2 separate regions of the Homo sapiens genome follow, and region 1 is linked to region 2. The links are chromatin loops, found by intact Hi-C in ENCODE. Cell type or tissue: transverse colon. All regions are shown on one strand. Links, peaks and the distances in the headings refer to the core of each region. The heading gives the core; the rest is flanking DNA. Region 1 overlaps PLP1 (proteolipid protein 1). Region 2 holds the start of TMEM31 (transmembrane protein 31).

Evidence for each region. Peaks named below come from ENCODE experiments on the same cell type or tissue, not always from the same donor. Only the 100,000 strongest peaks of a DNase experiment are listed, where the experiment ranks them.
Region 1: a loop joins it to region 2, with 5 times the contacts of the local background. A loop is called at or near these places in 3 of 110 quality-filtered maps.

The regions. Positions count from the first base shown.
Region 1 is chrX:103,792,585-103,809,230 of GRCh38, reverse strand. PLP1 (proteolipid protein 1) reads right to left here. Exons shown (of 7, transcript NM_000533.5): 7 at 16,612-16,646. It also overlaps a transcript of RAB9B not described here. Among named protein-coding and RNA genes, the nearest start is that of PLP1, 24 kb to the right of the region's middle. RefSeq lists an enhancer at 1,255-2,454. In transverse colon, for the core only: no CTCF peak of the experiment used is centred there; no DNase peak of the experiment used is centred there.
Region 2 is chrX:103,708,510-103,725,155 of GRCh38, reverse strand. TMEM31 (transmembrane protein 31) reads right to left here and starts at 14,247. Exons shown (of 3, transcript NM_182541.2): 1 at 14,080-14,247; 2 at 12,796-12,920; 3 at 11,124-11,562. The coding sequence starts at 12,897. The coding sequence ends at 11,158. It also overlaps the pseudogene GLRA4. In transverse colon, for the core only: no CTCF peak of the experiment used is centred there; a DNase peak (open chromatin) is centred at 7,945; H3K27ac peaks cover 2,225 bases.

The DNA of each region.
Region 1 (16,646 bases), core at 6,799-14,798, 82 kb before region 2:
TTTACTAGCTTGCAGATGGCCACCATCTTATTGTTTCCTCACATAACAGAGAGAGAGCGAGAGAGACAGAGAGAGAGAAATCATGCTCTGGTCTCTCCCTTTTCTTATAAGGACACCAATGTCATTGTGAGGACCCCACCCTCATGACCTCATCTAAACCTAATTACCTCCCAAAGATCCCCTTCTCCAAATACCATCCTATAAGGGGTTAGAGCTTCAACATATGAATTTCACTAGCATTCATTCCATAACAACCATTAATAGGCTTGAAAGGTGACAAAGAAAGGGCCTGGGCCCCTTCTTCATGGGTCCTAGTCTCTAGGCAGAATATGAAGTCAATCCCAACATGTACAGCAAACAGGAAAGCCAAGCTAGCCAGGTCTTGGGCAAGAAGCCACAGGCAAAGGTGCATTTCCAGCCAGTTAGCTGGATCCCCGAAGCCCAGGGGGAAGGGGGCCCTGTTTCTTACTGACCCTCTTGCCCTGGCCCCAGCTCACCTGGCCTCTGGCTCCCCAGCCTTCCTGTCTCCCTGAGAGTGGGCCCTCAGAGTTTCTCTTACAGCTGCTGTGTACAGAATCATGAGAAGGTGGCTTCTAAAGCTCAGGAGCACTGGGCTCCAAGGCAGTGTTTTCAAGGGTGCAGAGAAAACGAGGGGTGGGTCATGTGCCTTTGCATGGCATCACGTGTGATGTGTATCGATCTAAACATATTCTGAAGGGATGGCTCAGGCTACCTGCAAACAGCCTCTTCTGGGAGACGATATGGCCAGAATGTCACATTCCTTCCAGAAAGACAGACCTGACAGTTTACGGCTCAACAAACCAAGTTCTGGAGAACGAGGCTCTCTGATGAGAGACCAGTAGCTGACATTTATTGGGTGTTTATTAAGGCCATGTGCTGAGTGCTTTATGTGCATTTTCAACAATCGTCTGAGGTAGGTACTGTTGTTGCCCCCATTTTACAGATGAGGAGACTAAGGCTTTGTCAAGCTAAATGGTTTTTCAAGGTTACATATCTTGGAAGAAACAGAGGCCTGCAGCCTGGCAGCAGAGCCCATGGTCTTCATGGCATCAGCATGTGTGTTGCCTTCTGTGTACTAGCAAACAAAGACTCAAAGAGAAGGCAGGCAATATCCCTGGGGTCACACAGCCAGTTAATACCAGAGCTAGAACTAGAAATGCAGTCTTCTCTCCCCCACTCTGGCTCTCCTCCTGACATGGCCTCAGTCACTCAAGGTACAATAGGGATAACTCGTCCCATTTTACACAGCTGAGGTCTCTTCCATCCCATGACTGGATTTTCTATGACTGCTCAGTGCTCAGAAGATTCCAGGACTGGGAATCAATGGTGGAAACAGGCCTCTGGGTTTGACCACAGCTGTGGAGAAAGATGACAGCCCAGATGAGCACCATGGTCACCCCAGGGCCATGAGTCTCTAGAGGTGCCATTCAGCTTCCCAAGTCCCTGGGTTTTGGGGACTCCCTGTCACAGCCCTTTGGGGGAGCCTCCCACCCCTGCCACTGCATCTCTTCCTCCCCTTGGCTTCTCTCTGTCTAGTTGTGAGGGCTGGGCTGAGTAGGTCACTCCCAACCAGGGCTTTTAATGAGAAGTTTTGCCATACCAAGGCAGCAAAGATGAATAATTCAGTGAAGAAGCCCAGGGAATGTTATTCTTTCAGAGAAGAGTCCCTTGACAGTGGGAAAGGCAGGGAGGGTCTGCTTCTTATTATGGGAGGAGTGGGGGCTGGGGTGACAGCAGTAGAGAGAGGTGAAGAGGAGGAAAGCCCCACAGAAATCACTGACTGTGCTTGCTTTCAGTAAAAAGTTTTAAACAGAAAAGTGATTGGAGATCAGAATTGCCTTTTTAAAGAGTAGTCTGACGGCAGTGAGGAGATAGATCAGACTTGGGGCTAGAAGAGGGGTAGGAGGAGCAGAGATGAGGCTGTTTCAATCATTCAGGTTTCAGTTATAATAAGAGGAAAAAGGTAGGACTGACAGAACTAGGTATGACTCATGAAGGAAGAGTCTAGAATGATTCTTTGGTTTCTGAGCACTTCAAAGCAAACTCTCATTTGTTCATTTCTCTCTTAAAATATCTCGTTTTAGGAGTGTTTGGAACATCAAAGAGTAAAATGCAACCATGAGCTGCTCTTCCCACCAGCATGGAATCTAGTGACAGCCTATGTCCTGGCATGTGGAAGATAAGGCAGGCTTTGGGCCACGAGGACCGCCCCCTCCCTGCCCCATCTTTTAACTTTTCCTTCCTCAGGAACTTATTTGCTAAGGCCCACATAACTATATTATCAAATAGTCAATGTTTTTCCATCTTAGCCTTGAGACTAACATGAAGAGATCTGGTTAAATCTCTTCTGCGGTCTGAGTACATTCTTTTATCACCTTGGGTAAACAAGTTGAACAACCTTCAAAAATCTATCCCATATATGCACCTAACAATAGAGCCTCAAAATACATAATGCAAAAAGCTGATAGAATGGAAGGGAGAAATGGACAATTCAACAATAATAATAGTTAAAGACTTCAATATCTTACTTGAAATAATGAGTAGAAAAACTAGGCAACTAAACAACTAAGAAAGGACTTGAATAACACTATATACCAACCAGACCTAACAGGCATCTACAGAAAACTCTACCCCCAAACAGCAGTATACATATTCTTCTCCAGTGCAGAATGAACATTCTCCAGGATAGATTATATGTTAAGCCATAACAAAAGTCTCAATAAACTTTAAAAGATTTACATTATCTAAAGAATATTCTCTGATCATGGTACAACGAAATTAGAAATCAACAACTGAAGGAAATTTGGGAAATTCACAAATATGTGGAAATTAACACCCACCTAAATAACCAATAGATAAAAGGATAAATCACATGAAAAATTAGAAAATACCTTGAGATGAATAAAAATGAAATTACAACCTGACTAAACTTACCGGATACAGGAAAAGCAGTGCTTAGAGGAAATTTATACTGTATCTGTAAGTACCTATATTTAAAAGGAAGAAAGATCTCAAATCAATAACCAACTTTTCATCTTAAAACTAGGAAAAGAAGAGTAAACTAAATCCAAAGCAAGCAGAAAGAAGTAAATAACAAAGATTAGAGCTGGGTGCAGTGAGTCACACTTGTAATCCCAGCTACTTGGGAGGCTAAGGTGAAAAAATCACTTGAGTCCAGAAGTTCAAGGTTTCAGTGAGCTCTGATTGCACCATTGTACTCTAGCCTGGGTGACAGAGTGAGACCCTGTTTCTCAAAAGCAATCAAACAAAAAGATTAGAGGTAAACAAATGAAATAGAGAATAGAAAAGCAATAGAGAAAATCAACAAAATCAAAAGTTGGTTCTTTGAAAAGATCAACAAAATTTAGCTAGACCTACCAAGAAAAGAGACAAGAGTTGACTTACAAAAATCAGAAATAAAGTATCACCTTAAAGAATTTTTTTAATTATAAAGAAAATTATTTTTAAAAAAACCTAGTAAACAAATTAAATAATTTAAATGAAATAAACACATTTCTAGAAAGGCACACACTGCCAAGCCTGACTGAAGAAGAAACAGAAAATTTTAGAGATTAAATTAATAATGAGAAAAACCTCCCACAAAGTCCAGGACCAGACAGCTTAACTGGTGAATTCCACCAGGCTTTTACACCAGTTCTTCACAAATTCTTCCAAAAATAGAGGGAACATTTCCCAACTCATTCTATGAGACCATTACTCTCCTGATACCAAAGCCAGGTAAAAGAGAAAACGAGAAAAGAAAAATACAGACCAACAACCTTCACAAATATAGATGCAAACATCCTCAATAAAGTAGTAGAAAACTGAGTCAGGCAACATATAAAAAGGATCATACACCATGACCAACTAGGACTTATCCCAGAAATGCAAACCTGGTTCACATATGAAAGCCAGTCAATAGAATACACCATATTATTAGAATAAGGGTAAAAAATGTATCATCATCTTAATAGATGACAAAATTGAACACCCTTTCTTGATAAAAGAAAACACTCAACAGACTAGGAATACAGGGAATTTCCTTAACCTCATAAAGGGCACTTATGAAAAATCTGCAGTTAACATTCTACTTAATGGGGAAAGACTGCAAGCTTTCCTTCTATGATCAAGAAAAAGACAAGATGTTCACTCTTTCCACTTTTATTTAACATTGTAATGGAAGTTCTAACCAGGTCAATTAGGCAGAAGCAATATACAAGAGGCCTCCAAAGTGGAAAGGAAGATGTAAGATAATCTCTATTCACAGATGATGTGATTTTATATATTAAAAAATTGTAAAGAAGCCCCAAAAATCTATTAGAGCTAATAAATGAGTTCAGCGGGACACAAGATCAACACACAAAAATCAGTCATATTTCTATACACTAGCAATAAGCAATCCAAAAAGAAAATTAAAAATATAATTTCATTTATAATAGCATCAAAAATACTTAGAAAAAAATTGACAAAAAAGTGCAAGAGTTGTACACAGAAAATGACAAAACTTCATTGAAATAAGTTAAACAAGACCTAAATAAACGGAAAGGTGTTCTGTTTTCATGAATTGAAAGGCTCAATATTGTTAAGGTGGCAATATTCCCCAAATTGATCTATAGAATCAATATAATCCCTGGCAAAATCCAAGCTGTTTTGTTTTGTCTTGTTTTGTTTGCAAAAACTGACAAGCTGATGCTGAAATTGATGTTGAAATTGATATGGAAGTGCAAAGAGCTCAGAATAGCTAATACAAACTCGGAAAAGAATAAAGTTGGAGGACTCACATTTGTTGATTTCAAAACTTACTACAAAACTACAGTAATCAAGACAGTGTAATAATGACATAATAATAGACACATAGGTCAATGGGATAGAATTGAGAACCAAGAAATAAACCCTTACATTTATGATGAATCTATTTTCAAAAAGACTGCCAGGATAATTTAATGGGGGAAAGAATAATCTTTTCAACAAATGTGCTGGGATGCCTGAATATCCACATGGAAAACAATGAAATTGGACTCCTGCCTCACAGTATAAACAAAAATTAACTCAAAATGAATTATAGATGTAAAGGTAAGTGTTAAAACTATAAAACTCTTAGAAGAAAACATAGGTAAAAATCTGTGTGACCTTAGATTAGGCAATGATTTCTTAGATATGATAGCAAAAACAAGAGCGACAAAAGAAAAAATAGATAAATTTGACTTCATCTAAGTTAAATACTTTTTTGCTTCAAAGCCACCATCAAGAAAGTTAAGACAACACAAAGAATGGGAGAAAATATTTGAAAATCATGTATCTGACAAGGAACTGGTAGCTAAAATATGTAAAGTAGGCCAAACGCGGTGGCTCACGCCTGTAATCCCAGCACTTTGGGAGTCTGAGGCGGGTGGATCACGAGATGAGGAGATGGAGGCCATCCTGGCCAACATGGTAAAACTCCGTCTCTACTAAAAATACAAAAATTAGCTGGCCTGATGGCATGTGCATGTAATCCCATCTACTCAGGAAGCTGAGGCAGGAGAATTACCTGAACCAGGGAGTCGGAGGCTGCAGTGAGCTGAGATCATGCCACTGCACTCCAGCCTGGGCGACAGAGCGAGACTCAGTCTCAAAAATAAATAAGTAAATAAAAATATGTAAAGTACTCATAACACAATAATAGACAAATAATTTTAAAATTGGCAAAATATCTCATAGACATTTCTCTAAAGATATACAAATGGACCATAAGTACATGAAAAGATGTTTAACATCATTAGTCATCAGGGAAATGCAAAACAAAACCATAATGAGATTTCACTTCATACCCAGTAGGATGGCTATAATTAAAAAGCCAGATAATAACAAGTGTTGACAAGGATGTGGAGAAATTACAACCTTCATACATTGTTATTGGAAATGTAGAATGTTGCAGCCACTATGGAAAACAGTCTGACAGTTCCTCAAAAAGTTAAACATAAAATTATCATATGTCTCAGCAATTCTACTCCTAGGCATAAATCCATTAGAATTGAAAACATATGTTCACACAAAAACTTGTACAGGAATGTTTGTTGCAGCACTATTATAACAGCAAAGAAACAGATAAACCCCAAATGCTCATTAACTGAAGAATAGATAAACAAAATGTGTCATACCCATGCAATCGAATATATATTATTCAGCAATTGAAATATATATTATTTGACAATAAAATGGAACAAAGTACTGATACATGCTACAACATGAATGAACCTCAAAAATATTATGTTAAAGGAAGTAAGCCAGTCACAAAAGACCACATAGTATATGATGCTATTTATATGAACTGCCCAGAACAGACAAATCCACAGAGACAGAAGGTGGATTAGTGATTGCCTAGTGTTGGGGGTGTGAGGGTGAAAGAATAGGGAAACATTGCTAGTGGGTATGGATCTTCATTTGGGGGTGATGAAAATGTTCTAAGATTGGTTGTGGTCATAGTTGCACAACTCTGTGAGCATACTATTAATAAAACTCATTGGATTGCACACTTTAAATGGGTCAATTGTATATGAATTATATAACCATAAAGTTGTAAAAAAGTAACCTATCATACACTGATAGCTGGTGATATGAGTTTATTTTCACATGTAACTGCAAAGAAAAGCAGAGGCAAAGAATAACCTAGTCATTTCCCAGTAAAGCAAAGGCTACATCAAGGTTCATTCCTATGTAGCCACTTCCTAAACTGTAGTCCTGCTTACCCTTAATATGTATCAGAAACTCTATGTATCCAACTAGAAAAATTATCAGTGCCCTCAAGAGCAAAGGATGCCATTCCAGGTCAATCATTTGTTTGTTTAATTTGAACCTCAGGTGGCTGAGAATTGAGTTGATCGTATTTCTGAGTTCTTAGTATATTTTCATTATCATTTCAGGCAAGGTCCCTCTCTCTCTATCTTCACCCCCGCCTCTCTCTCTCTCTCTCTCTCTGTCTCTCTCCCTTTTTTTCTCTCTCTCTCTCTGTCTCTCTCTCTCTTTCTCTCTCTCTCTCTCTTTCTTCTTCTATCATCCCTACCCCTATTTTCCTCTCTCACCTCAGGCACCCACTTCGATCCATTTAATATTGTCCTTAAACATGCTGGTATCTTCGTAAGTTATCCACTGGTGTTTATGTATTATGTACTTTTTAACTGTTAATTTCTTGATAAAATTTGTTCTGTATTTAGTGGTTACATAAGTTGCACAGTGGCATTGACTCCCCTCATGGTAGAGACTAGGTGTTCCAAGTTCTGATTAGCCTGTTCTGGCCCTCAGTGTTCTGTTCTCATTAATCTCATTTTGTCCTTGACATGCCCCTCTCCCAGGACAACAAACAGGAAAGTTTGTTATATAAAATGTTTTCTTTCATTTTAAAGACTTCCTCCCCTGTGATAGGATGTATCCCTGTGCTGGGAGAACCATAGAGCAGTGGTTAAGTAAAGAGACTCTGGAATGTGACTACCTAAGTTTAAAACATAGTTCTACCACTTACCAGCCTGTAACTTTGGGTAACGCAGTTAACCTATCTGTGCCTCAGTTGCTTCATCTTTAAAATTAGAATGATGATAATAATAGTGCTCATCTCTGGACTGTTATGAGGCTTTTATGAGTTAATATCTGCAAAGTACAAACAACAATGCTGGTACATAATCAAAGTCATATTGTTTGCCATTGTTAGATTCCCAGGTTGTCAGTTCCAGGATCTCAGGATCTTCTGGTGAAACAATAATTTATTCACACTCAGTAAGGTGGACAGAGTGCAGATGCTAGGCCCAATGACAAACAAACCTAGAGAACATCAGGCCGTGGTCTTTAGGAGGCCTGTCACCACTTGGCAGGAACAGTATACCTGGGAAAGTGGTGGGACCAAATGATAGGAGCCTAGGAGCCACACTCCTAGGAGGGGATTGGAGCAATAAGTGTAAAGTGATCTGAAGTGGGGACAACCCTACTATAAATGGTAAACAAGGTGGGTACTCAGACTAGGAGAATGGGGTGCTGGAACACTGTGGAGGAGGGGTCATGAGTGTCCACGGTAACAGGAAACCTAGTCCTGGAGACATCATCATACTCCACTGTAAGCCCAGGAAGACAGAAGGGGAGAGAATGAGGCAGAGCTTACAATGGATCTATGCTTGTTGGTAACCCTGTTTTAAAGCAATAATCCCCAAATACTTTAGAATTGAAAACTATCACTTCTTTTATTTTAGTTTATCTCATTCTTTTTTCCTAAAGGTGTATGGTATATGCATTTAAAATTGAACTGCATTAAAGTCTTATTTGTATCATTTTCCTAATACTCTTTGAAACAATTGGAGTTGTCCCAGCATGTTGAAAACAGCCCTGGAAATGAGCTACCCTAGGCTTTTACTGTGGGGAAAAAAGATAGTGAACGATATCAAAAGCCTTTCTTACCTGTGAAGGTAAAAGCTTTTGACATGGAGCCATTTCAAGTCAAATTTATACCTATTTCTCCAAGTTTTTGCCAGACAAGGTCTCTCACGCAGATACATTAAAATGAGTAAAGAGCTTAGAGTTCTTATTAGGGCTGGAGTATACAGATCTGATTGAGAGAAGATGTTAATTCACCATACTTGAATCCATCTATTAACTTACTGACAAAACCACATCTAAGTCCAGTGTTTTACGGTTTTCTGAATTCTAGAGTTTGAAATGAGGGTGAGGGAAGAAGAGACCTAGAACTGTTTTCTTTCTTCTTTCAATTCTGACCACCTTTCACACTTCCACAGAAAAGAGAGGGGAAAGAGAAAGAAAAAGAACCCAACAAAGTAAGAGGTGGTTTTGGAAACTTCACTTGGTTTCAACAACTCAGCAAGATTAAATTACTAAAGCAATGAATGTGTTCTGCCCCCCACCCCCACCAAAAGAAATCCAAAACACATCAGGAATCATAATAACAGTCTGCTCTTACTTCAACACTCAAATAAAGCACAACTAGTTTTGATACTAGACTGTAGAGAAATATGTCCCCTGTAGCCTTCTGGATAAATATAGTATAATGAATGACACCCACAAAAACATGACCATAGTAAACATAGCCACTGTTGCATAGGACGGCTTTTAAAAAATGGTCCTTAATACAGGTCACTGACATCACAAAACAGAGCAATTTAGTAAAAATAATTCCAAGATGGCCACTGTGAAGCAATTCAAGTATTATGTTGCTACCTATTGGTCTGGCATAAATCAGGAAGATGTTTTAGACTCTAAAGTAGAGCAATCCCCAAGCTTTGTCCTCTGTCCTCTTGGGGGTAGAGTAGAAAATGCAGGTGTTGCTGCAAGGAGTCCCCCGCCCCGCATCCATCTGAACACCAAGGATTGTCAGTAAAATGAATGAATGATATGTCTTCATCTGTGTGGACATCAATAGAATACAAACTCATTTTAAAATGTTACTCAATATTGATCATTACTGAAGCTGAGTAATGGTTGCATGAGGCTCTTTGCATTTAGGGACTCTCTTTACTTTTGTGTATGTTTGAAATTTTCTGTAAGAAAAAATTTTAAAACAGCGTTATTGAATTGGTTGTATATTTTAAATGTTTTCTCAACCAATGGGTAATTCCCTCCACCTGTTATGGTAGAGGCCTGAAAAACTTATCACCTTAGAAAGAGATTTCCACCCTCAAAATGTTTTGGAGAAACTTCTACACAGTATGACCTCTAATGTGAGATGTGTGTGCACTCTGTGGTGATTGCAACATGATTCATTTGAACTAGTATTTGTACTAATTTTTAATCTTAAAATAAGAATAAAGTTTTATTAATATCTAATATCAATAAATATTAAAAAGATTGACTCTGGTGTTCTCACTCTGCTGATTTGTCAAGGAAATATGCCTTTTTAACAATCAGTGAGAAAGTAAGTGCCTTTCAAAGGAAATATGCCATACAGAGAGAATTTGAAAACAGATATGCGGAGATACCTTCATCAGCTTGTGACTTTGCTGCTGAAAACTATGTGTGTCACTTCTTTTCCCTATATATATATATAAATTTGAGCAGATTTGCTGTGTGTAATTATATAAAATGTATTAAAATATATATATTAAACATATGCTTTAAATATTGACATTATATTCATGTACTGCTGTTCTAATATACACATATAAGGCATGAAAAACAGAACACTTAAAAGTATAAAATTATATATATATATATTTAAAGTAACAGGGCATGTTTAACTTGCCTAAAACAACCTACTCTAATAGCTTGAACTCATTTGTAAAAATATTTTAGTTTGGGTCGGGCTCGGTGGCTCACGCTTGTAATCCCAGCACTTTGGGAGGCTGAGGCGGGCAAATCACGAGATTGGGAGTTTGAGACCAGCCTGGCCAACATGGTGAAACCCCGTCTCTACTAAAAATAAAAAATTAGCCGGGTGTGGTGATGCATGCCTGTAATCCTAGCTACTCAGGAGACTGAGGCAGGAGAATTGTTTGAACCTGGGAGGCGGAGGTTGCAGTGAGCCGAGATCGCACCCCTACACTCCAGCCTGGGTGACAGAGTGAGACTCCATCTCAAAAAAAAAAAAAAAATTGTAGTTTGCAAGGGCCACTAAATGATGGCAGGGAGAGTGAAAATTTGATAGTCAAATTTCAACAAAAATCTTTGCATAACTGCAAAGTGAGGCTGAAAATTTAACGTAATTTATTGAACACTGCCAATGTCATACTGCATCCATTTACATCTATGAATCTTTGTAAGTTATTATTTTCAGCTATAACATCCATTCGAGCCAAGGGCAGTTTAAACTGAACTCAGTATTCTAAAATGTTAAACCATGATTTCAAAATTAATGAGGCATATTCAGTCACATTGTTCTCACTAAAATATTAATAATATCATGTTTCAAATAAGATATAAATTGTGTAAGTATATATTATCAAATAAAACATATTTTAAAATATTACTTCATATTTATCTTATACTTTTAAATGTTGTTTTCCATGCTTTGTAATGTGTATATTAGAACAGCAGTACATGAATATAATGTCAATATTTAAAGCATATGTTTAATATATATTTCAGTACATTTTATATAATGACACACAGCAAATCTGCTCAAATTTTAATATGTATACAAATCGTCCTGGGATCTTGTTAAAGTGCAGTTTCTGATTCAGTGGGTGTAGATCAGGCTGAGATTCTGCATTTCTAACTAGCTCCCGGGTGATCCTGATGCTCCTTGTTCTAAGACCACACTTAGAGCAGCAAGGTCATGGCGGGGGGATGTGGGCTCCAACATGTTTTACTCATAGTATTGCACAATAAAAAATATTTGGAGATGACTGGGGAATGAATGGAGTACACTTCCTTCAGGTTATCCCCCCTTAACCACTGCTTCTCTCAATGGAGTTTTTGGCAGGTACTATGACAAATGTGAACCTGAAATAGGCAGTGCTCCAAAATGGATCCTGAGTGGCTAACTGGGCCTAAATTTTAAATAGAGCCAAGTGGCCATCTGCCAACTATAGGTCAGAGGTCTCAAGTTCCTCCAAAACCCACACCTCTGTTCAACTTTGGGACTTCCAGAGCTCACCTGAACCAACCAATCTGAGATCATCTGCCTTGACCAATCATGGCTTAGCTGCCTCAACCAATCAGGCTCAGTTGCCTTGACCAATCAGGGCTCAGTTCTATCAACCAGTCAGAACTAGGTGAGTTTGAATACTTCATTTGCATAAACTTTTGCTGTAAAAGTATAACCCTAGCTTTGCTCTCTGGAGCACACCTTCATTTTACACCTAAGGCTGTGTGTCTCTGGTGTCCAAACTGTTCTCTGGAATAAAGTCTCTTTCCTTGGGGCTGGGAGCAGTGGCTCATGCCTGTAATCCCAGCTCTTTGGGAGGCTGAGGTGGGCCAGGAATTCGAGACAGCCTGGGCAACATGGCAAAACCACGTCTCTACAAAAAATTTTTTTTAAATTAGCACTGAGCATGGTGCAGTCGCCTGTAGTCCCAGCTACTCTGGAGGCTGAGGTGAGAGGATCACTTGAGCCCAGGAGGTCAAGGCTGTAGTGAACCGAGACGGTGCCACTGCACTATAGCCTGGGCAACAGAGTGAGACCCTGTTTCAAAAAAAAAAAAAAAAAAGGTCTCTTTCCTCTAAATTCCTTTTTATTTTTAATAATTTTGTTTGTTTTATTTTTTATTCAAGACAGGGTCTCGCTCTGTTGCCCAGGACGGAGTGTAATGGTGCAATCACAGCTCACTGCACCCGCAGCCTCTGGGGCTACAGCTATACTCCCACCTCAGCCTCCAGAGTAGTTGGGACTACAGGCACTAGGTACCATGCTGGAGTACTTTTTTTTTTTTTTTTTTTTTTTTTTTTTTGTAGAGGCGGTGTCTCGCTTTGTGGCCCCTTTTCAGAGAACTTTTGTTCACTATACTGAGCTACAATGATAGTGGTTCTGCTCCCTGACAAATACCGGGATTCAGCTAATCTCTGCAGCTTTGCCAGTCAGCTGAGCTAGGATAGGATTAACATGCTCATGTGTAAACTGATGTGACCAACAAGGCCACATGCTCCAGCATGGAACTGAAGGATAATAGTTGCTTCTGCCTCATAAGACTGATGTGAGGATAAAATGAGATGTGTAAAGTACTTTGCAGATACAGTGCTTGATAAAGTGCAGCTATTATTGTTGGAGGCAAGGCTGCTTACAGTCCGGGCCAAGTTTATCTTCAGGCAATTATTATTATTATTATTTCTGAGACAGGGTCTCCCTCTGTTGCCCAGACTGGAGTGCAGTGGCACAATCTCGGCACACTGCAACCTCTGCCTCCCAGGCTCAAGCATTCTTGTTCCTCAGCCTCCTGAGTAGCTGGAATTATAGGCTTGAACCACCACGCCTGGCTAATTTTTGTATTTTTAGTTTTGCAATGTTGGCCAGACTGGTCTTGAACTCCTGACCTCAAGCTCAAGTGATATGCCCTCTTTGGCCTCCCAAAGTGCTGGGATTACAGGCATGAGCCACCATGCCCTGCCCAGACAATTATTTTGAATCTTCTTTAACACCAAGACAAATAGGGCATAAAGCATGACTTAAAATTTTTTAACCTGGAAATATTTTAAAGTAGTTGTAACCCGCTAAGCTATTAAAGACAAACAAACAACAACACATGTGCAGAAATTCCATAAGCACCCATATATTACCTGGCTTTGAGAAATGTAATTTACTTTTGTCCTTTCAGATAAGCCAGCTGCAGAATATATCCTGAGGTACCTGCTTTATGGAATTATTCACACTATTCACCAACAGGAAGGTAGGAACATCTACTGAAAATGACAAATTTTTTTTTTAGGAAAGCTGATATGTATACTTTCTTCCTAGCAGTAATTAGCTGAGCCATTTGTTTGCTAAGACCACTCTGAGCTTGTGATAATATCATCTGCGTATAGGATAATTTGTGTGTTTCTGTTCACTTGTGATAATATCATCTGCATATAGGATAATTTTTATGTTTCTCTTCACTTTTTTTTGGATAATGTGGGCTGATTTAATATTTTAAGTCAAATGAGATTTCACCAAATTTCTATCTGGTACATGTTGGGGACATGGAAGGAAGCTTTGATTGCAAGAGCCACATTTCCCTGTTGTTTTTTAAAGTTGGTCTACATGTGAATTCATCATCAACTAGAATTAAAACCATCTATACACTTTCAGATATCAGTTGGCTTGTTTGGTTTTAATATTGTAACCCTCAGAATCAGCTTTGTATTTTGCCCCTTTGATGCTTGAAAGATAGGGTTTCACATAATATATAGAAGATCCATGAAGCTAGTTCCTTTGGAACCTAGAGCTGGGTGACTTTCCACATTGGGGGGCAAAACAGTCCAAGCCTATTTAATGTTTTTCAATCTTAAATACCATTGCATTTATCTAAATACAGACTTACATGTCTATATCTTTTTTTTTTTTAACATGACTCTTTGTTTCTCATGGGACTGTGCAAGTTTCTCCCTGATTCTATCTTTTCCACTGTTTCTGTGGAAGGATGTTAGCCTCATTCTTCACCATGCTCCCTGTCTCCCTGCCTACCCCTTTCTGTCTTTAGTTGAGCTCCATGAGGGCTGAGACTGTATCTCTTTTATTAACTGCTATACCACAAACACTTTGCATAATACTTGGCACAGATAATTTATCAAATAAATATTTTTTGAGAGTTTGAGTAAAATGTTAAGACTGGATTTCTTTGGACTGATCCATAATCAGTAAAACACTCATTACCTTATCTGATATTTTCCTTTAGAATAAAGTCAATCAATTCAAGGAGTCTCAGAACAGGAGCACATAGACACCAAACTTTGTGGGACAACAAATATAATGAAGAGTATGTTTGCGTCTTTCAAACAAGTGAGTGAACGAGGAAAATCTTTCCCAATATATAAATATTGACTTGAAGTCCTTACCTGCTTATTGATGTAGGAATGGCCAAGTATTGATTTCGTAAATATAATAATGAGTATTTCTTTTATTTGTTACTTAATATTCATGAAGTTAACTGTTAATGTCAAAATAGCCACACTACCTGTGTTCACAGTTAAGGAAATCCAAACAGAGAAGGACTTGGTATCTTTTTTGTTGTTGTTGTATAAATTTAGGGGATACAAGTGCAGTTTTGATATGTTATATCTTACATTACCCTTCCTTGGCTTCTCAGACTTAGCCTGGATAGAGACAAAAGGCCAGACTGAATAGCTTGTGTTTATATCAATCTTGATTCATGTGCCCTCTGACTCCCCAAATGATTGAGTGGGTGGAAGCACGCACATGCATTGAGCCAGTGTGTGCATAAATGCTGTCACATGTAAGGCAAGAAGCAGGGTGACACAGAAAGAGCAAGTCACAAGTTGTCAGGACTCTAAATTGAAGTTTTGTTTGTATCCATGCCCTAAAAACCCAGAGCCACGTGAAGTCAAGGCCCTTAACACCCACCCCTCCCACATACTGAGGGGAGAATTCAGATGCCCACTGGAGTCAGCCGATCAGACTGCCTTTTGCACACTCCTTGCCTCCACTCCAGTTTACCGTGGAAGACCTGTCTGCTATGGCTGAATCTGAGAGAGATCCTTGAGTGTAAGATCTGGTCTTGATCACCTTTCTACCCACACTGCCCCCAAACTTGAACTTCCTGGGGTTTAACACAATACTTAGTAGTTTCTCAATGAATGTTCACAGAACGAATTAAGGAATGAACAAATGTTGCTCTGGACAAAGCTGCAGCTTCCACGTCCTGCATAACTGCACTCAGTACTGACCCTGAAGATAGGAAAAGCAATACAACTGGTGCTGTAAGAAAATGTTTCTTGTTTATACTGCTGCATCTTGATCTTCGGCTGATCTCAGCACAAAGAGAGCTCTTTCAGTTAGAAAAAAGGAGGTTTATGGTGTGTGGGAGAGCTAAGAACAATGGGTTCAATTGATAGACTGGAGATGCTCTCAGCTTCTGAGAGCCTAGAAACTCCATCTATAGATTCATCCCAGAGGCAGAGCCAAATAAGGGCAGATGGAAAACATAGCTTTCTTGGGAACTGGCTTTCGGTTCCTCTGAGGCAAAAATACAATCACTCTGTAGAACCCTGAATCAATTCTCCAAAATATGGTGCTGTGTCCTTGTTTGCAGTGTCTTAAAATAAGTCCCTGTCATATTTTTATTCTTTATGTCTTAAAGTCGTTCAACCAGACTCGCTTGCAGAATATTAATTGTGGTTAAGCAGAAATCAGGAAATTAAATTGAAACTGCTTTTGAATGGAGCTCCTTAACTGATGACTGACTTGTCATCCCTCCAGCTAAAGATTCCTTTCTCTCCAGTCATTTGCCAGCTGCAACTATGGGGCAATGAAATGATTTTAAGACAGCTTTCTTTAAGCTGGTCATCAGAGTGCTGTCCAAGGGTGCCAAATTCTAACCTAGGGTTGTGAAAGGGCTTTAATGCTATGTCCCCGGTGGGCTAGTAGGCTGGCCATCCAGGGTGGTAGGTGTCACTAATTTATTTTAGTACTGCCCTGCCACAGCCTGTTTACATTTACGTTGCCCTTTCCATACCTGCTCTGTCCTTTAAGTACTAAACCTTCCATCCAGTACTATCCAAATAAAACTAAATATTAGTCACGTATGAATTACTAAGGGATCATTACTGGAATATCCAAACAATTTAAAGAGAAGGTAACAATAACTTAAATCTAAATGCACCGGGGACTGGGGCACCACTAAGGTATTGAAAAAGTAACCATAGTTGACTCTGAACATTCTGAAACCCAACTTCGAAGAGAAAAGAAACCTTTAAGTAGGCAATAAATTGGTTTCAATATCTGCGTTTTAACACAAGCTCAGACATGTACTTACTGGATTTCTTTGGGCAAATTACTTTGCTTCTATTTCTTAGTGTCTTCAACTATAAAAGTAGAAGTAATCTATTCATATACTATTTATTTCAGAGAAATGTTATGAGAATGACTTGGATGAGCTGAAAAATGAATGATCTCCTTGAACAAGGTACGATTATTAAGTTTCTATTGTGAAGTCAAATAGAACAATTCACTCAAAGGACACGATGTTTGATTGAGAACATTCTTAATTTTATTTTCTTTA
Region 2 (16,646 bases), core at 4,934-12,933:
TCATTTTGCAAATGGCACCCAGAGACCCATTGTCTTCTATCCTCCTGCCTGAGGGGTATGGAAACTGAGAGTCTGTGATAAGTGCAGCACATAACTGGCCTCAGACTTTTTTACCTCTCCTGTCCAGGGTGGCCTTGGCAAAAGAGGAAGTCAAATCTGGAACCAAGGGGTCCCAGCCCATGTCCCCCTCTGATTTCCTAGACAAACTTATGGGGCGAACATCTGGATATGATGCCAGGATTCGGCCCAATTTTAAAGGTAAGAAATCTTCATCCTATAAAAACTCCTCCCTCCCCACCACCTTTGGCAGCACACTAGCCAGCCAGCCCCTATTGCCTTCCCTAAGGAAAGGAGGCTGGAGGTCCAGGGCTGGGGCTGGTTCTAACAGCTCAGAAGGAGCCTCCTCACCCCATTGTCCATGGGCCTGTGTATCTGGCACTGATTTCTCCCAGCAGTGCCCTGGCCTGCAGCTCAGGGAAGGAGTTCTGGAAGCTGCTCCCAGCCTCCTGGAATGCCCTGCCAATGGCCTGTGCTTTGCTACCCTCAGGCCCACCCGTGAACGTGACCTGCAACATCTTCATCAACAGTTTCAGCTCCATCACCAAGACCACAATGGTAAGGGATCTCCCTGCTCCCCACTTCCAGCCTAGTGTGAGTGGGAGGAGCCCACCAGATAACAAGCTGGCATCTTTTGCCATATCAGCCCAAGGAAGGTTCCTTCTCCAGTGAAAAATGCCTACTGCCCCTGAGATGTGTTCCCAACATTCCTCCTCATGGCCCTCCTGCCCCTACAGGCTTGCTGGGCCCCTGGGAATGGCAATGTTTCTGAAGGGCCCATATCTGCACCCTCCCAGGACTACCGGGTGAATGTCTTCTTGCGGCAACAGTGGAATGACCCACGCCTGTCCTACCGAGAATATCCTGATGACTCTCTGGACCTCGATCCCTCCATGCTGGACTCTATCTGGAAGCCAGACCTCTTCTTTGCTAATGAGAAAGGGGCCAACTTCCATGAGGTGACCACGGACAACAAGTTACTGCGCATCTTCAAGAATGGGAATGTGCTGTACAGCATCAGGTGCACCGGGTGGATAGCCAGGAGAGTTTGCGTTAAGGGGAAGAATTTGGATGAAGACTGAGGGGTGGGAGGAGGGTTCCCTTGCACTGTGATGGGCCCCAGTAAGCCGATGTCACTTCTTTCTTACTGTCCCCACTAGGCTGACCCTCATTTTGTCCTGCCTGATGGACCTCAAGAACTTCCCCATGGACATCCAGACCTGCACGATGCAGCTTGAGAGCTGTAAGTGTCTATATAGAGTCACAGAGAGCCTGGAATAACAGCCAGTTAACCCGACCTCATGACATCACAGACAGGAAAAGGGCCACTCAGAGTTGGGAGGAACTTACTCAAGCACACCCAGCCAATTCTTGGCACAGATGAGACTAGAAACCAGGGGTCCCTAACCCCTAGCCCAGTGTGTTTTTCATCCCCACGTTATTTGCTGATCTGGCTGTTCCATGGGGCTGGGGAACGGGAAGGCATCAGCCTTACGCACAAATGTGTTTGTGCTGTTTTGGGGGGCGATTTGAGCGACATCTTCTCTGCCCAAACGTATGTCCCCTCTCACAGTGCCTGAAGTAGTTCCACCTTTACCTCTCTTGAATTAAGACATTGAAGATGCCTATAAAAATGCCAGAGTGGGCAGGGTGGGGGCACTCGTGGAGCCCTGATTCCCCACAAACATAGATAACCTTTGTAGAGAGGTAGGAGATGACAGTTCTAGGCACAAGACAGTGCCTAGAATGAAGAGGTCAGCCAAGGGCTCCTCTGTGGCAGGGGTGCCAGCCTGGAGGGGCTGCCCAAAGTGCAGAGGAACCAAGGATGACAAGGTTGGGTCATCACTTATTTCCACTCCCTCCTCATCTCCTGGGTCAGGAGAGACTGTTAGATCTGGAGCCATCCACTAGATGTTCACAGAAGAAGGCTTATAAGGCTGTTTCCAGCATAAAATAACTGTGATGAATAGAATGTGTCCTATGTGGTCAGCTCTTTAGAGTTCTTAAACCACTTTCACATCCAGGCTCTCAATATCCCTTCATGGCAACGCTGAATAGTGGGGAGAGCAGCTACTATAATTCCCATTTTACAGAAGGGGAAGCGACTTACCCAAAGTCACAGAGCTACTCTGGGTCAAGGCCCAACACTGGATGTCTGTGAGCCTTGGTGTTTCTGCTCCCATCTCTACCTGACATGTGCAAATATGGTCATATACGTGGCATGAGCCCTCATGAACTGCTATGTATGTGTGAATAACTTGACATGTTCAGACATTAGCTTTAAATTTGCCCCAACTCAAGGCCCTGGCTAGGATCTATGGTATGCACATTGTCCCATGCATGACTGGCAGGATATAAATAGCTGTCTCCTCCCTGAGGTGATGTGGCAGAAGTCCTGGCTCTGAGGCTAGCTCAGCTTAAGACATGTGTTCGGTACACATGCTTACTCCCCTCGGCTTGAGATATGGCAGGAGGCTCCCAGCTGTGTTCCTTGACATCTTTCCAACCCTCTTGACCTGCTTTCTAGGTCTGTCAGAATAATTTCTCTTTGGGCTTTTCTCAAGCTTGAGAACAGGGTAGGAGAGGAGTCTGTAATCTTCCTGATTTACCTGCCCACTCAGGATGGGCCCATGAGACAACTGACCAAGTGTCCTCTCCAGAAAAGTTTTCCTTTCCATAATGAGCATGAAGCTCCTAAACCCCAGACCTTACTCCTCACCTGTTCTCTCCTGCCTGTTCTGATCCTACCCCTACCCCCACCCAGCATCCATACTCTGCAGCCCTCTGCCATCTCTGTCACTTTCAGTTGGCTACACCATGAAAGACCTCGTGTTTGAGTGGCTGGAAGATGCTCCTGCTGTCCAAGTGGCTGAGGGGCTGACTCTGCCCCAGTTTATCTTGCGGGATGAGAAGGATCTAGGCTGTTGTACCAAGCACTACAACACAGGTAAAAACCAGGATCTTTATTGGCTGTGAGCCACAGGAGAACCTTCAGATGTGAGGCAAGGGGACAAGGCAGCTGGCCTCTATCGAAGGTTCAATCTATGTCAGATATGGGGCCAGGTGCTTCATATAACTTATTTATTTGTGACAGCAACTATAAATACCATTTTTCAGAAAGGGAAAACTGAGGTTCTAAGAAGTTAGTTAAATCAAGTGTCCAAGTCGCACAGCTAGTAAATGGCAGATTTAGAATTTAAATCCAAGCCTTCTAACTCCAAAGTCTGTGTTCTTGTTCCTGTCGCATGCTGCAGAGCAAATGACAGTGGGTGGACAGTTTCCCACTTTTCCTGGGGTCAACTTTGTGTGGAAGCGGGGAATCCACATCTGGTAATAGGGAGTGACTATGCTGAACCCAGAGGGAACAAGCCTGAGGGCAGTGGCCAGCTTACAGTCCACACCTCCCACTGTCGCTACCACTGCCAGCTCTCAGGAACTTCCCAGGTGTGAAATGTCAGCTAAGAAGTGGAGAAGGGCTGCTTTCCCAGGCTGAGCATCTGCCCCCCTGCAGCTTCTGTAAGAGTTGCTGGCTCCACATTTTCCCTGACAATTTGTCTGCGCGGAGCTCTGACCCTGAAATAGAGGCAGCAGCCTGAAGAGGGGAGATCCCGGGTCCCTTCCATGGTGGGCTGATATGTTTTGGGTGCTGCCCCATGAATATGTGTGTGCATGTATGTGGGGGTGTGGGGAGTGGGAAGAGGAAAAGGCCATTGAATTTAGAAAATGCAAGGGGGAATGAAAATTGATATAAACTTTTTGGAGTAAAAAAGTTGGCAATTTGTATATAGATCAGTGGTTTTCAAACTTTGGTGTGCACTATATTCCCCTGGGGAGTCTATTAAAATGTTGCCTCCTGGGCTCTACCTCTCAGAGATTCTGATTATGGTTACCTGTACTTGGAGTGATGCCTAGAAATCTGCATTTTAACAAGCATCCTGAGGATTGTGGTGCAGGTGGTCCAGCAAACATGCTTTGAGAAACTTTAGTCTAGAAGCTAAAATTGTGTTTCTACTTATTTATCCAGGAATCCTACTCCTTGAAATGTATTATATGGAAATATTCCAAAATACTGCATTGGCCTTAGACCCCAAGGGGGCTCCTGGGTGGCTGTTTATATTAGCAAAAACTTGGAACTGTTTTAAATATCCACCAATAGGGCAGAGGTTAAGAAAATTACATGTGCGTCTGCTTGGTGGACTAGTATGCAGACATTAAAAGGAATGGTTACAAGGTGCTTATATCAATGTGGGAAAGTAGGAGTGAAAAAAGGTAAGATTCGGAGGTATAAATACAGAATGATTATATTATGGTAAAAGAAACAAACCAAAAGCATGCATTTAAAAACCTTAGGTGGAAATAGCACTAAATGTCTCTAAAGTAATGTGATACAACAGATAAGAGCAAGAACTTTGGAGGCAGATAGAGCTGAGTTTGGATTCTGGCTCCATCATTTACTAGTTGAGCGCCCTTGAGAAATATAATTTAATCTCTTCATGCCTCCGTATTCCTATCTGTAATATGAGAGATAATAATTTTACTTGCCCCAAAGAGTTGCTATAGGATTAAATGAGGTAAAGTCAGGTCCCTTAGTAAGGGTTTGATAAATGTAAGCTTATGAATATTATTATTCCTTCTCTACTTCTTATTTTTTCTATACTAAACAAGTTTTAATTTTGGAATTAAAAACAAAACTGCTATTGCAAAAAAAAGAAGAAGAAGAAGGAAAGAAAGGAAAGAAAGTATAGGTACCTAATAAAGGCATGTCACGGCAAGAATCCCAGGGTGGGATGAAGTGAGGTGGATTCAGGGAACAGTAAGAGGTCACAGCATCATACAATGTGTCAAAGCCATAATCAGTCATTGACAACATCACTGACTTTGAAGAAACAAGTAGGCCTGATAAGACTAGACCTAGGCCAGAATAAAATAACAATATATGCATCTTCTCCTTCTTGCTTGGATTATCCTGAGCCTCTGCTTCCAAGAGAAGCTCTGCGTTAGTATTTTCTTAGCCCTAGGGCCCTGGAAAGCAGAGTAAAGTGAAGTCTGGCAAAGGAGGTGGAGCATTGGTCGGTGTGCCTGGGCCAATGCACTTTTTGTTGGTAGAATAGAATGTTGCAGCCTGATGCTCTATGGGAACCTGCTCCCCGCTGTCTGGAGCTGGTCTCTGTTGGGCACTGTTTTCAGATGTTTGCTATCCGGCTCTTCTCACTTGCTTAAGACACAAGCAGTGTTTATCCCAGTGAATTGTTGTTGCTAGAGAGCTTCTGGGGCACTAGCAAGCACAAGCATGGCCCCTGAGATCTAAGTGGAGTCTAAGCTAATTGTTTTGTTAATAATGATAACAATAGTAACAGCTACCTATGTGTCAAACACCTCAAATACATTATCTTGTTTAATTTTTCCAATAGCCCAGTGATGCAGTTGGTATCACTACTCTGTTTTACAGGCAAGGAAACTGAAGCTCAAAACGCTTGGGTGTTTTGCCCAAAGTCACACAGTGGAAGGTTCAGGATTCAAACCCAGGCAGTCTGACTCTGGAGCCCTCCTGCTCCTTATCCTCTTGCTGTGCAGTCACGTGAAAGGCCTTCCGCTGGAAATGAAAGTGCTGGGAGCCAAAGGCCAAGTCTTTGATGGTCGCTCTGAGAGCTTCCTTAGTACGTACATCTGGCATTACCTGGGGCCATTATGAAAGGCTCATTCATGGGCCCAGCTGAGGTGCCCAGAGGCTGGTCAGTAGAGGGCTGCCCTAATCCTGTCCTAATCCCCTCAGGCTCAGCTACAGGCTGGGTACCTGGGGCCTGACACCTCACCTCTCTCCTTGCAGGGAAATTCACCTGCATCGAGGTAAAGTTTCACCTGGAACGGCAGATGGGCTACTATCTGATTCAGATGTACATCCCCAGCCTACTCATCGTCATCCTGTCCTGGGTCTCCTTCTGGATCAACATGGATGCTGCCCCTGCCCGTGTGGGCCTGGGCATCACCACCGTGCTCACCATGACCACCCAGAGCTCTGGCTCCCGGGCCTCTTTGCCTAAGGTGAAGAGACATGCAAGGGAACTTGCTTGCCATAGAGTACCCCATTTCCCATTCATCCCAATGTGCCCTCCTGCTCACCATTTACCTTGGATTTAAGGTTGAGAAGACCCACTGGGCAAAAGCTGGTGTCCTGCATTCTCTCTCCCTGTAATATACTGCTAATAACATTGTTGACAATGTGGAGGCTGGGGTTAGGGATACTATCTGGCTAGGGAATGAGGAGAGACAGTGCCTTACTTTGACTCTCTTCAGGAAATACTAGCATGTCCAAGGTCAAAAGATCCTCAGCAAGTAGAAAGTCCTACTGCCTCATAATACAAATGAGGAGAATACAGCCCAGAGTGGTAAAATAACCTTCTTAAGATCATGCCTTATAAGAAACAACCAAAACAATATCAGAGTTTTGAACCAATTTCTGTCATCTTACTGTATCAGAAATTAGAAACTATCACAAAGCGCTCTAGAGATATTATCCTTTCTTTTGGGATGAGAAAATTGAGGTAGAAAATAGCAATTAAAGTCAGTGAACTCCAGTTGTCTGGGCCCAGTGATGTTTTGATTACGCAGGAAGATTTGTGCTGATGGGACTGGGCACAGATTCTCCCTGCCTCATGTCTTCATGTAGGGAATTTAGAGGTCACCTCAAAGTCCTTACAGTCAGCAAGGCTCTGAACGAATCAGGGAACAAGGCCATTTATTCATTCAATAAATATTTATTGAGCATGTACTATGTACCAGCCACTGAACTTTGTCATGGAAAAATAACAGGAAGCAAAAGCAACACAGTTCCTTGTGGATCTTACAATGAACATATTCCCTCTTGCACTGATTTGTTGGGAACCAGGCCCTGTGATCTCCCATCTCTCAGTGCTTGTTCCTAAGAAGACTTTTTACTGCGGGCTTACACGGCAGGTAATTTCAGACATCCATGGTGAATTTATGAATTTGCTACATGGCGGGGGTTGGGGAGCTAGTGATTAGGAGTAGGAGATTGGGGTCAGACAGATTTGGGTTTGTCTCCCAGGCTCATCATCTACTAATAATTTACCTTAGGTAAATTCCTTAACCTCTCAATCATCTTGCCTATAACATGGGAATAAGAATATTACCAGTTCCTGCTGGGAGCAGTGGCTCAGGCCTGTGATCCCAGCACTTTGGGAGGCTAAGGCAGGCGGATCACGAGGCCAAGAGTTCGAGACCAGCCTGGCCAACATGGTGAAACCCCATCTCTACTAAGAATACAAAAAAATTAGCTGGGTATGGTGGCGTGTGCCTATAATCCCAGCTCTCGGGAGGCTGAGACAGAAGAACCACTTGAACCTGGGAGGCAGAGGTTGCAGTGAGCTGAGATCGCACCACTGCACTCCAGCCTGGGCAACAGAGCAAGACTCTGTCTCGAGAGAGAAAAAAAAAAAGAATATTACCAGTTCCATAGGGTTATTGCAAAATATAATGTATTAACACACAGGACAGTGTTTGGCACATAATAACCGCTCAATAAATGTTAACTATTGTTATAATTATCAGGTGTCAACGTTGAAAAAACTGAGTGATGAATCTGGGGCTAAAGCAGCTGGTGTTGTCCCTAATTATTTTTGAGTTGTCAGAAACCCTTTGAGGTGATCCAAAACCCTATAGGGATAAATGGTGACAAAACTCAGATCAGAATCACATGTCCCGGGAAACGTTGTTAGAGATCATTTTCTGTAAATGTGTTTCCTAGATGGACAGGGATATTGGCAAGGCTCTGAGAGGCAGGCTGGACTTAGGCAAGGGCTACACGGCCAGACCAGGCTGTGATGGTCGTGTTTTGATAATGATGTTGTAAGGAGACCAGAAGCAGAAAAGTAGTTCAGACCTAAGAACCCTGCCCTAGTTTATTGCCTCTGCCATGCAAGGTGATTCATCTCTAAAGCAGGGAGGTACTGCAATTTATGCCTTATTCTTGCCAAGAGAACTTCCTTTTCTGGTTCCCTCCTGTGAGTGAACATAATCCATCTGCTCCCAGGAATCACTTAGTTTCCTTATTTGGAAAAAAAAAAAAGTCTTTGTTTGAGGGTTGTTTGCAGCATTTGGTACCTTCTTGTCAGATTTTAATGAGTTCTTCATGGCCTCATTGGCCAGTAAGCAAAATATCCAGGCCTGCACCCTGAACTAAATAGCCTCATTAACCAGCCCCTCAGAGCAAGGGACTCAGTAAGCCAGGGACTGTCTGCTCACTCTTGAGTTTGTGCAACATTAAGTTTGGTGGGTGCCCATGAGGTCAGGCCAGGGGCTTCCAAAAGTCACACCAGTCTCACACCCCTAATACAACTCTAGTGTCCAGAATGAGAGTGGTAGGGGCTTACTTTGTAAGGGAACTAGATTGGAGTGGCCATTCCTCATGTTCCCAAGAAACAACTGTTACTTTGCCTTTATGGTGCCACCAAAGGCACTGATTACCATCTCTTTGCCAGGACTTTGATCCCCTCAACTGCAGGGAGCTCAAAGCAGAATGGAAGGACTAAATGGAAATTTATTCCAGAGGCTAGGAGATTAGACCTAAAGTTGCAGCAGGGAAGGAGCCACTTCTATCTAGATCCTATCATCTAAATGGCCTACAGCTATTGGGGCAGGTAGTGGTAAGGAGGGTAGAGAGCAAGCAGAAGCCAGCAGATATACACATCACATGTTGCTAAACCATCTATCTGTTCATTCATTCAAAAAAATATTTACTATAGTCCAGAAACTCAGCTAGGCATTGGAAGCAGAACAGTGATCGAGATAGAAACAGTCCATGCCATCGAAGAGCTCACAGTCTAGTGGAGGGAATGGCCAGGTATGTGATGGATGCTAAGAAGTTGTAGGTAACCTGAGCACATACAGCAGGACAACCGACACAGACTGGGATGATTAGGGAAGGCTTCCCAGGGGATGTGGTATCTAAAATGAGAGCTGAAGGATGAGTAAAAGTTATCCAGGTAAATGAGAGAAAGGTTAGAGGAGATTGGCTCTTTGGGAAACTACTGAAATAGTTCACCACAGCAGATTACAAGGGGTGTGATGAAACTGAACAGGTAGGCAAAGGCTAGATATCATGATAAGGGGAGCAAAGACTGTATCGTAAGGGTAATGGAGAACCACTGAAGGATCATAAAGGGGAGTGATATAATCAGATTTACATTTTGAAAACAACTCTGGCTACTGTTTGGAGAACAGATTGGAGGTGGCAAGAGTAGATGCAAGGAGACCATTCAGAAAACTTGCAACCCTTCAGATGTGCTAGGATAGCGAGTGGACAGATTCCTGAGTTTTTGTTTTTGTTTTTTTGTTTGTTTGTTTGGTTTTGTTTTTTAGACAGAGTCTTGCTCTGTCACCCAGGCTGGAGTGCAGTGACACGATCTCAGCTCATTGCAACCTCTGCCTCCCGGGTTCAAGCAATTCTCCCACCTCAGCCTCCCTAGTAGCTGGGATTACAAGCATGCGCCACCACACCCAGCTAATTTTTTGTGTTTTTAGTAGAGACAGGGTTTGGCTATGTTGGCCAGGCTGATCTTGAACCCCTGGGCTCAAGTGATCTGCCTCTTGGACTCCCAAAGTGCTGGGATTACAGGCATGAGCCACAGCGCCCGGCCGAGATTTCTAAGATGTATTATTGACACACTTATCATTAACAGGACTTTCTTCCTAGTGCTTAAAGTGTCTTTTTCTTTGATGGTCTAAGGACCTTCATGGCCATCTCTTTATAATAATGAGTAATTACCTCATTATTGATCTTAATAGCAGGTATTTGATATCCTTGGGAGCACTGTGGGACTGAGGGATGGTGAATGAAATAGGATGCCCTCTTAGTAAGTGGCAAAGTAGAGACACCAAAGGATGCTTCATCAGGGTTGTCTAGTAACCCACTGCCACCATCTCAGTGACATTGCCCTAAAAGAGTTAGAGCAGGGTTTTTCACCCTTAGCACTCTTGCCATTCGGGGCCAGATAATTCTTTGTTGTGTGTGTGCATGTGTGTGTGTGCATGTCTGTATGTGTGTCTGTGTGTGTCTGTATGTGTCTGTATGTGTGCTTGTGTGTGTGCGTGTCTGTGTGTTGAAGGCCAGGCAGGGAGCTGTGAACTGTAGGATGTTTAGCAGCATCCCTGGCCTGTACCCATTAGATGTCTGTAGCCACCTCCTCCCTCAAAATTGTGCCACCAAAAATGTCTCCAAATATTACCCAATGTACCTGGTGGGGGACGGAGTTGTCCCCAGTTAAGAATCATTGAAGCAGAGGATTTATTTATCCAGTGAAACTTGCTCCTTACCTGGGGTCTGCAGCACCCTCACTTCCCATCATAGCAGTGGCTGATGAAAGAAGTGGCCTGTCCGAAATTCTGTTCTTGCTGGGGTGCGCTATGTGGTAAGCTCAGCAGCTCAAAACTAAGTAGCAGGTAATTTGGTTGAGAAGATGAAAAGGTCTAAACCTGAGCTCTGTCCCCCACTCCTGGCCCCATCCAGCTGCAATGCCTGGAAGAGGCCAGAAAGTGGGAGACAAAAGTACTTAGAGGCTGCCAAGGAAAGCAGTGAGAGGAGAGTACAAAGGACTGGATAGGTGGATGCCAACCACATCTTGCAACTAGCGAAGCATCCTTAAAGGGGTGGGTGGTGTTCCCTCAGTATCCCTGCCCTGTTCTCTCCAGGGTGAGAGATGAGGCCCCAGCTTACTACTGAGCTAAATTCATCAGCAGAGCCTTTCCAAAAGAGCAACAAGGAAAACCACAGGACCAAGGGAAGAACAGGGGTGGAGGAGGGAAAGGAAGGAACTCCTAGTTTGTCAGTGAGACCACAGCCTAAGTAAATGGCAATGCCACTGAATTGAAAGCCCAGAACCCTCAGGTCCTAGTGCCACCTTCTCACTGGGTAATCTTGGCTAAGACCATCTGCTCTGGGCCTTAAGTGTCCTCATGTGTCTCACATCGGAATTGTGAACGCTGCCTGACCAATTACCACTGAGGCTGTGAGGACCCTAGGAGATAACAGAGGGAAGACAAATGCAGTGTTCATGCTCATTGCTGTTTATTGAAACAAAAGAATCAGAAGAAGATCAGAATGAAGACAATAATAAAAAGCAGAAGCAGAAGTACAAGAAGAATAAAGAAAGAAAGGGAAAGAATTGTAGGAAGGAAAAACTTGTAGAAGTAGAGGGTGGAGAGTGCGAAGAGGTGGAGTATGATGGGCAGTCCGATCTTTTCCATCTGGGCTTTCAGACAATGGGATATGTCATGGAAGGCTTCTTTAAACACCAGAAGAAATTCAGGATAAAGCTCAAAAAGAGCAGGCAATCGATAGGGGTTGAAAATCCACTCAGTAGGCCACGGAAGGACTTCAAGAAGGTTGATCGTTCTGTCGCTGGATGTTGTAGGTGTCCTACGTGAAGGCAATCGACATCTGGATGGCTGTGTGTCTGCTCTTTGTGTTCGCTGCCTTGCTGGAGTATGCTGCCATAAATTTTGTTTCTCGTCAGCATAAAGAATTCATACGACTTCGAAGAAGGCAGAGGCGCCAACGCTTGGTGAGTACAACTAGGGAGCGGCCCACTGCCTTTCTCCTTTGGACTCCTTCCTCCCTACTCCGCCTCCCCACAAACCAAGACCCACCCCAGGGCTGCAAGGACTAGATAGGCAATCAGAAACCCTGGATTCATAAGGGCGCAGTGGCTCACGCCTGTAATCCCAGCACTTTGGGAGGCCGAGGTGGGCGGATCACCTGTGGTCGGGAGTTCGAGACCTGCCTGATCAACATGGAGAAGCCCTGTCTCTACTAAAAATACAAAATTAGCCGGGCGTGGTAGCGCATGCCTGTAATCCCAGCTACTTGTGAGGCTGAGGCAGGAGAATCGCTTGAACCCAGGAGGCGGAGTTTGCGGTGAGCCGAGATTGAGCCATTGCACTCCAGCCTGGTCAACAAGAGCAAAACTCCTTCTCAAAAAAAAAAAAGAAAGAAAGAAAGAAAGAAACCTGGATTCTAGTACTAAGCTGGTCACTGTTAAGCTAAGTACTTTAATCTCTTTGATTACTTTAATCTCTTTGATTACTTTAATCTCTTTGATTTTAATCTCTTTGATTACTTTAATCTCTTTGATTCTGTAAGTCAGTATAGTAGATTGATTAAGGGCATGGGCACACTGCTTGACATAGAATAAGCACTGAAGATATGTTAGCTAGTAGTAGAACCTTACCAAGTTAGCTAATAAGAGATTGCTTTGCCAGGCACGGGGGCTCACGCCTGTAATCCCAGCACTTTGGGAGGCCAAGGCGGGTGGATCACAAGGTTAGGAGTTCGAGACCAGCCTGACCAACATGGTGAAACCCTGTCTCTACTAAAAATACAAAAATTAGCCGGTGTGGTGGTGGGCACCTGTAATCCCAGCTACTCAGGAGGCTGAGGCAGGAGAATCACTTGAAGCTGGCAGTGAGCTGAGATCACACCACTGCACTCCAGCCTGGGCAACAGAGTGAGACTCCATCTCAAAAAATAAGTAAATAAATAAATAAATAAAAAGAGATTGCTTTGAGTAGTAATTGCTCCCCCACAACCGGGAGGAAGGTAGCCCAGGTTGTCATACACTAATTGGTGGTTAAGAATTCAACAATCAGGCATTGGTGTCTTTCTAGGGGAGCATTATAAGAGGACCCCCATAACTAAGTTGGAATTGAGAAACCACCACTTGCCTGTTCTGACTGTTGGATTTCTTCTTCTTGATCTTCATTGGGTGCATTAGAGTTGTTGGGCTTGAGTTGTTGTTCTCCCTCACTCTTTTCTGTTAACCTCATTTCTTCTACAGTAAAGTGATCACCTGGGGAAATATAAAAGAAATCTTGTCGTCATGACAACAGAGGCAGTTTACCCCCAATTGCCCAGACAATAGGTGCTAGGTAAGTTGTCATGACAACAGAGGTGCCTGGGCCAGCCTCACAGAAGCAAGTGTCCAATTATGAGCAAAGCTGAAAGGCTTAACTGAGCTACATACTGGTTGCTTAACCATTAGAGACACAGAGTTCTGGTCTGTCTTCAGCTCTGACTCCATGTTTTCTGTCTAATCTGGAGGCTCTAAAGCCAGAGAGGCAAGAGCATAATGACCTCTGGGGGATGGGAAACAATGCTGTGAACCCACTCTTAAAATCCTGACTCTAGCTTGTCTGGGCCACACTAGCACAAGGAATGTTCTCTCCTCAACACACCACCTCCCACCTCAGCTGCTCCAGGGGCACCCCTACCGTATGTCCGCACTAAAAATATCTCACAAACTACCTCCTTGGTTTCATGTCCCTTGCTAAGGTTCCTTTCTGCTGAGGGCAGGGCTCCTGTCTCATCTAGTGGTTTGAATTTATCAGTCCCTACCCTTTAGTCCTTTAGTTGGTCCCTGGGCAGTACGCCCTCTAGTGGACTAATCCACAACTACATGTCCTCGAGTAGGACTCATTCTTCAAGAAACCTAAAAGCATTTCCTAACCCATACCAAGGGTTAGAAAAATATGTGTATACACCTAGCAGAAGGGCAAGAAAAAAGGACACTCCATTTTCTTTTTTCTTTTTTTTTTTTTTTTTGAGACGGAGTCTCGCTCTGTCGCCCAGGCTGTAGTGCAGTGGCGTGATCTGGGCTCACTGCAAGCTCCGCCTCCCGGGTTCACGCCATTCTCCTGCGTCAGCCTCCTGAGTAGCTGGGACTACAGGCGCCCGCCACCACGCCCGGCTAATTTTCTGTATTTTTAGTAGAGACAGGGTTTCACCGTGTTAGCCAGGATGGTCTCGATATCCTGACCTCGTGATCCGCCCGCCTCGGCCTCGCAAAGTGCTGAGATTACAGGCGTGAGCCCCCGCGCCCGGCCAGGACACTCCATTTTCTAAGCTAACTGTCCCCACCCCCTCTTTAGCTGTGTCGAACAAATCTGCCTGCAGGTACCAAGATCTTATCTTTATAGGAGTTTTGATCTTGGTGCCTTCTCAATGCCTACCTTGGAAAAAAAAAAGCAGACTGCCAACCAATCCAGAGTCCTTTCACCAGCTAAGTTGCCTGTATGGATGTCCCAGCAACAAAAAGGCTGCCATTGTTACTGTAGAGCTATTCCAGGTTGACTCTAGTCCCACCTCCTTTCCTGAACTCCTGCAACCCGCAACTGCCTGCAGCCTGTCCCCTCCTGCTCATATATATAGGCTGATCCTGAGCTCATAATGGAGTCTGTCATGACCAGTGCTCAATTATTACAAAGTTACAACAGCAGCCTGGGCCTTGCTTAGGACTCTGGGGCCTGCCTAAAAGTGGGCTGAGGCTTTTTTTAACGTGAATTATTATTATTATTAACGTGAATAAAACTGAAAATCAAACCCGTGCCATTCGTCATGTCCTTTTTTGAGTCTTCTAAAGTCACTGTTATCCCAGGACCTGTAGCAGGTATTTTGGAGGCACCAAGCAGGCTGAAAAAATTGTTGGAGAGTTCATCCATTTCTAGAACCTCTGTCCGGGCCCTACTGCTCCAGCTAGGGAAAAAGAATTCTTCAGTCTGAGAGGGCAGGGAGAAAATCCATGTGATCTCCAGGGAACCCTTAGCCAAGAGTCAGTTAGGAGTGTTCTAGGAACCAGCCAGCCATTCACATCTTTTCTTCTCAACTCTCTCCTCAACCAACAACTCCATAGCATGGTGGCCCCCTTTCATGTCACTGCCTAAAGTGGTTTACTTTTTACCCATGCAATCCTACACTGTCTTCCCGGCTAGTCCATAAGCTTCCCCAGGAAAGGGAAGCTCTTTTTCATCTCCTCAGCAGGCCTTAGCACCAGGCTCTGGACACAGCAGTCATGTAACCCAGCTCACCAACTTTTACAGGCTGATTGGAGAGGACTGTCTTTCAAACTGGACAGAGCAAAAGCTTTGCCATGATCAATAGAATAACTTGATAACTGGAAGAAATTTCAAAATACTGCCCAGTCCTCTCAAGGGCTTGGTCCCAGAACCCTGCCCACCTCTCTTCATCCTCCAGCACCCTCTTCATTCCCCATTCTCTAATCCCTTTTTTTCTAGCCCCTCTCACTTCAATACAAATCACTCTTTCCCATCTCCACACTTTACCTCCTACACTGTGCATTCCCTCCTTAGCGTGGTTTTGAGATATCTTCCCTCTCTAGCTTCTCAGTCCTTCTCCCCTATAGATAGCCAGGGGAAAAAAAGTTCTATTTTAATAGGCATGTAAGCCACAAAGTGGTATTTAAGGCTCCAATGTTCCTTTCCAGCACACACACACACACACACACACCCCACACACAAACACCCCTCAGAATTTGGCCTAAATAGAGAATACCCAAATGCAGGATGCCCCACCCCTGGATTTCAAGCCATTCATCTTTGCTCCTCCAGCTACAACAGGTGCAGTATGTTAAAGTCACAAAAAGCCAAGACCAGCTTACTCTGTTGGCCATATTTTCTCTCCTGTGTGAAATGGCTTTTTCCAGCCTGGGAAATGTGTCCAAATAACTCCCTTTAGATTTATTATGATTGGAGAAAAGGGAAAATAATTAGATCTATAGAAACAGAAATAGCAGTTGGATCCAACTTTCCCCCTCAGAGCTTTTTTGCCAACATCCTTTGCTTACATCCTCTAGCCAGGGTAGGGCTCAGGGGATCAGGGTGAGTACTGGGCAACAGGGTCATCTGAGGGACCCTGAACTGGAAATCAAAGGAGAAAACCATTTTACTTACTCCCCTCATTTTAAAATTATTGCAAAATATTTTGTTTGCCTCTGGTTCTTCACCTCGAAAATGGGTCCAGCACAACCTCCTTTGTCAGAATAGTGTAAAAATGAATTACAGAGTACATGTGAGGTGAACCAAGGCCTGTCTTTATGATGACAGGTCAGTTTCTAGTCATGTCATTATCAAGGGTTACTAGGACCTACAACACCAACATCTCATACACAAAGCCACTTTTCTTTTTTTTTTTCTTTTTCTTTTTTTTTTTTTGAGATGGAGTCTCGCTCTGTCACCCAGGCTAGAGTGCAATAGCGCAATCTCTGCTCACTGCAACCTCCGCCTCGTGGGTTCAAGCGATTCTCCTGCCTCAGCCTACTGAGTAGCTGGGATTACAGGTGCCCGCCACCACGCCTGACTAATTTTTGTATTTTTAGTAGAGAAGAGGTTTCACCATATTGGTCAGGCTGGTCTCGAACTCCTGACTTCGTGATCCGCCAGCTTCGGCCTCTCAAAGTGTTGGGATTACAGGTGTGAGCCACCGTGCCTGGCAAAGCCACTTTTCAGTGTGTTGCCATAGCTGCAGAGGTCCCACGATAAAGACCCTGTGGTGTCCCTCTAACTGAGAGAGACAGAGTGTTTAAAATCTACTTTATCCACATTTTGTATATATCTATGTCATACCTATACAATATACACATATTTTTTTCTTATAACTTATAATAAATACCTCAGGTAGCCACAGGATGACCAGCTCTTCCTGATTTGCCTTGCACTTCCCCAGTTTCAGCCCTGAAAGACCCAAGTCTTAGGAACACCTTCCGTTCTGGACAAACCGAGAT